Regions from separate parts of the Mus musculus genome. Here region 1 is linked to region 2. The links are chromatin loops, found by intact Hi-C in ENCODE. Cell type or tissue: left cerebral cortex. All regions are shown on one strand.

Region 1 (2,500 bases), 240 kb after region 2:
CAGCCTCATAATACACTTCGATAGGGGGGGGGGGGAGAGAGTTCACTTACAATCTGATAATTTTACCAACTGAATGTTTCTAAAGAGCATTTCCCTTAAACAGAAAAGTAACTTCCCACGTGTTTCTCCAGCCTTCCAATCCCACTTGATCTTCCCCGGTAATAAACTGCGAAGCATCTCCTTTCCCCTCCTGGTAACGTCCAGGCTTCCGCACAGGGCACAGGTGGGACAGCTTGCACACTCACCACACCACCTGCCGCGTGGAAGGTTCCATGAGCTTTTCCAAAACACGTAAGCGCAAAGCCAGGTCAGGGCTAAACGATGGTTCCACACCATCCCCCGGGGTTGCGTCCTAAACTTTTTCCTTAAATACGTAGGCTTTCAGTGTTCGTTTGTCCTCGGAGACCAAAACACAAACGAGAACTGGTTGAACAAGCAAGGACGTGGGTTTTGGAACCCGATGGGAAAACGAGTAGCTAAAACAGATACTTGAGAGCCTTTCCACCTGAGCGACTGACAGGAGCCCACGGACGAGCCGCGGTCCCCAGAGCAGGCCGGCTGCGGGCGGCCATGGCGACCTCGGGGCCCGACGGGGGCCGCGAGGGGCCAACAGAGCAAAGCCGGCCCGCGCCGTGCTGCGACGCGCCTCCACCTCCTCCCGACCAGGCAGCCCGAGCTCCCGGCCGGGCCCAGGGCCCAGCCGCCAACCGGCCGTGCCCGGGACACCGGGGGTCTCCCGGGCAGGCGCCCTTTGTCCCGGGACTGCGGCGCCCAGGTCCGCCCCCGCCCGGCCCCGAGGGGCTACGACCCGGCGCCTCACCGTGATGTTGCAGTGAAGTGTGAGCGGCGGCGGCGGCGAAAGCGAGCTGCCCGGCGGTGGTGGCGGCGGCGGCACCAGGAACTGGCAGTGCAGCTCGTCCAGCTTCCAGCTGACGATGCGGAATCGCTCGTGGTTCTTGTCGAAGATGGACGCCAGGAACTTCAGCTCGGCCTTGAGCCCTGACACGGACATCTTCCCCTCATCTCCAGCGGGAGGGGTGAGGAAAGGGAGCCGGGGCCGGGAGCCGCCGTCACGGCCGCGACCGCCCCGCGGGGCCGGCCCGGGCCGCGCTCTCGCGGCTCCGCCTCTCCCCGCCGCCGCGACCCGCGTCCGAGCGCGGCTGGAAAATGGCGAGGAGCGCGAGGCCTCGGCGGGCGGGCGTGCGAGCGAGGGAGCGAGCGAGCGTGCGGGAGCCGGGCCGGCTGCTGCCTTTGTAACCGACTCCACCCGCAGGAGGCGGTGGCCCCGCGGCTTAAAAGGGCAACAGCGACGCCGCCCCCACCGCCGCCTGGGAGAGGGCTGCCCCCGCCCCGGCGCGCGCCCGCGAGCTCCGCGCGCGCTCCCGACCGCCCCCTCCTCTCATGACCCAGCCCCTTTCCGCCCCACACCGGGGCTCCGCGCCCAGCACCCGCCGCTCGCCCCGAGGATTTGGGCCGGCGGCACCGCACGAGGATGAACCTGAGCTCCCCTGCGCGCCTCTGCGCTGCACCGGGGCCTCTGGCCAGACACGTGCGCGGCCTATCGCGCCGGCCACGTCGGCTCGGGTAGGAAACGCGCGGGCCCCTGGAGGTTGCTCCTCCGCGTGGTTGTCCACCGGCCACCCACTCACCTGGCCTGGGCGCGGCCGGGATGGGGAGATGAGAGGTGTGCGCCTAGCACCTTCACGTATGTTGCTCTCGCTCCGCGCTGAACCACCCACCACTTTTCTAAGTGTGACTCCCGAAAGGTCCTTCTCTCCAGACTTGTACTCCCTCCTTCGCTCCCATTTGCCGAAGACGATGATAGAGCCTGCCAGCTTCTTCCCATCATCATTTCAATCTTTCACGTAAACATTTATGTGCTCGCGCTAATGTGGATACTCTGCGTCCTGAGTTTCTGCTGGACTTCCCAGAATGGACCATGTTTGTTGAAGTCACATCTCAAATGTGTCAGACTGATCCTTCCTGACCAACTAAGCTAAAGTAACCATGTAGATACCATGTATCCCTTTCCTAGGTTAACTTATTGCTTCTTTCTGTTGTCTCTGCTTAACACTGAAATCTCATTCAGAGAAGCACCCCTAGGATTGAGGGGAGGAAAAGCCTAATGACACCTGTGTCATTTAATAAATTCTTGCTCTTACCTGATTCCCCAGCACTTAACACAATTCTGGAATAACCTAGGTTCGTTCACAAATAACTAGAGGACTACATTTTTCCAGAGGCAAGACCAACTTTCTAGACATGTCACCTATGTAGTACCCAGGGTTCCTAGCTTAGTAAGGCTCCCGGGCCTGGTTTAGTGCCCTGCTGTCACCATCTTGAAATTCTTTTATTATTATTATTGGTTTGTTTTTGAGACAGGGTTTCACTATGTAGCCCTGGCTGTCCTAAAACGCACTCTCTGTAGACCAGTCTGGCCTCGAACTCACAGAGATCGGACTGTCTGCCTTCTGAATGCTGAGGTTAAAGGCCTGCACCA
Region 2 (2,500 bases):
CCTACAGTGAAGTCTGCTGGGATGCTGCTTCCTTCTGTAGTTAGAACCTTAGGAGAGGTCCACTCTCCCTGGGAAGGACTTTTAGCAATGGCGGGGGAGATCTCAAGGAGGAAGTGATGGTCAAGAAAGTTAAAGGCAGTGCCCATAGGTATCGGGAAGAAACACACAGACCTGCCTAGTTAGTACCAACATTCTCTTCAGGCCCAAAGGACACCAGGACATGGGCCAGGAACTGGCTTAGGGAGGAAGGGTTTCTCTTGCATGGTGGGCAGAGCTCACTAATCACCTAGCACCTGGGCAGATGCTGCTGGGGCAACCACTCCCCATGACAAGACCCATCTCCTGCCAAATCCCAAAGCATTGCAAAGCCAAGTCTACCTATCCTACTCTACTGCTGTGGCAGCTTAGCTGTGCCTGCCCAGAGCTTGGCATTCAGTCACCAGCTGCTCTCAGCCTGGGAGGAAATTCATGTTGGTCCCCGAGCTGCACAAGGAGATGGTATTTGTACCACAGCTGAGGTGAACCTCTTTTCTCCCAGTGACCCCACAGCACAGCAGTGACTTAAGAGACAAAGGAAGATACCTGCTGTAGGTAGATGACTCCAGGCAGAGAAGCCTGGAAGTGGGGGTTGGGATCAGCATCCAGGCCAGAGATTGCTGGAAAGTCCCAAGGTTTAAGCCATACCCCAGGTCCCTTATGAAGCCACCATTTCTGGGTTAGGCCCATGGTCTATAACTTCGTGAGGTGACTCCAAGGTGTGGACCATGGTTCTGCCTCTTCAGATGTGAGCACTCCTGGAGTTAGGGAAGCTAAATCGTCCCCAACACCCACTGAATTTGGGCCTGCATTTCAGGAGAACCCAGCTCAAGAGTGTTCTTGCAGGTGACAACTATTATGGAGGATGAACTGAGGGTGTATGTGGTGTGACAGAAGCTTGGGAGCAGGACAGAGAAGGTAACCAGGGCCACCAGGAAGGAGGCTTGCCTGTGCCTATGTTTTAACAAGAGAGACAGGGACGGGGCTGTACAACTCTAAAGTAACTTCCATCTGGGCTCCCTAGTGGGAATGGGAACCAGCGGTGAGGCAGAACCTGCAGGTTCCTGCCTGGCCCCAGGTTTAGAATTGGATCACTCCTTGTGAAATGCAAGTGACTCAGACATTCCAAGGAGAGTGTGTGTTCCCTCTCCGCGGAAAGGTATACTCCAAGAAGACGGTGTTTCCCGTTTTTATAACCCGGTTTGCGTGGTTAATAAAAGAACTGACTGGGCTGAAGCCCGGACACAGACTGGAAAATAACTTCTTTCAGGCAGCCTCAGCCCATCAAAGTCCCGGAGTGGTGTTATTCCTGAAGTTGCCACCAGAGGGCAGACGTGCCCCTATTTCCCAACATGTGCTACAAAAGCCAGGGGCAGCTCTGGGGAGGGCTTGGGCTGCCCAAATAGAGAATACCAACAGATGGGCCTGCTGGCAGGTGGTATTCCAGAGAAGTTCCGGCACCCCTCATGAGGCCTCAGAGGAGTCCGGGGGTGGAAAGCAGGTGAGCGCCGGTGCGGCTTCTGTTTTATATTCTTAGTTGTTTGGGGTAACAGTTTGAGAGAATAAATTCTAGAATATGAAAATGGAGTTTGGCAAATCCCCAAAGGCTCTTTTATGGGAGGTCAGGCCATAGGAGTGGCCTGGAAGGCAGGCAGGCAAGATCAGGTCAGGTAGTGGTCCCAAGCTTGACAAAGAAACAGCCTCATCTTAAAGGTGAAGTATGGACCAATCAGGGCCGGGCTTGCGTTGCTCCTTCAGGGCCAAGCCTCTTTCTCCCTACAACCCACTATGCACTCAGAGGAAACGTTGTCCTCCTGGTGTGAGCCTGTGGGGATGGTGGGGACTCTCCAGTTATCCTAAAAGGGTTCTTCACAGGCAATGAAGGTGGTTTCTCTAGTGTCCGGGACAGAAGACCTCGTTAGTTGCACATTTGGATTGTTGTCCATTAAGTTCCCAAAGAAAAGATCTGAGGGGAGGTCGGAATGAGTCTAGAAGTCTAGAGGTAGGGGCGACGGAGATGAAGATGAAGCCTGGAGCACCAGGCGTTTGCCCCCTGTCTGGCCTGCAGGGGGCTTCTCCCCCCCCCCCCCCCCGTGGCTCAGAAGATTCCTCGGAGCAAAGCTCTCCAATAATTGACAAAAACAATAACCATTTGCCACACACACCCCCCCCCCCCACGCCATAGACATAAAACTACAACTCTGCATTTAAGGTTTCAAGAGATGCAGAGACTCCTTGGCCCTCATGGAGACCCCCTGCCTAGCTTCTTAAACTTACTCTTAAGGGTCATTGTGCTTGTTAGTAGTTTTGTTAACCTAACCCAAGCTGGGGCCACCTTGAGAAAATGCCTCCATTATCCTGGCCTGTAGGCAAGTTTGGAGGGGCATCTTCTTGATTAACGAATGGCAGCCCACTATGGGTAGTGCTACCCCTGGACAGATGGTTCTGCCTTTAATCCTAGCCC

What was found. A loop is a pair of places that touch in the nucleus more often than their neighbours do. Peaks named below come from ENCODE experiments on the same cell type or tissue, not always from the same donor. Only the 100,000 strongest peaks of a DNase experiment are listed, where the experiment ranks them.
Region 1: it touches region 2 in a loop (3-fold over the local background); 8 of 42 quality-filtered maps call a loop at or near these places.

The regions. Positions count from the first base shown.
Region 1 is chr9:55,148,147-55,150,646 of GRCm38, reverse strand. It overlaps Ube2q2 (ubiquitin-conjugating enzyme E2Q family member 2), which reads right to left and starts at 1,278. Exons shown (of 13, transcript NM_180600.3): 1 at 821-1,278. The coding sequence starts at 1,012. In left cerebral cortex, no CTCF peak of the experiment used is centred here; DNase peaks (open chromatin) are centred at 659, 964, 1,328, 1,648 and 1 more place; H3K4me3 peaks cover 1,985 bases; H3K27ac peaks cover 1,735 bases.
Region 2 is chr9:55,391,364-55,393,863 of GRCm38, reverse strand. The region is part of intron 3 of Tmem266 (transmembrane protein 266); the gene reads right to left. Among named protein-coding and RNA genes, the nearest start is that of Tmem266, 66 kb to the right of the region's middle. In left cerebral cortex, a CTCF peak has its summit at 1,350 (motif pointing right); a DNase peak (open chromatin) is centred at 1,379.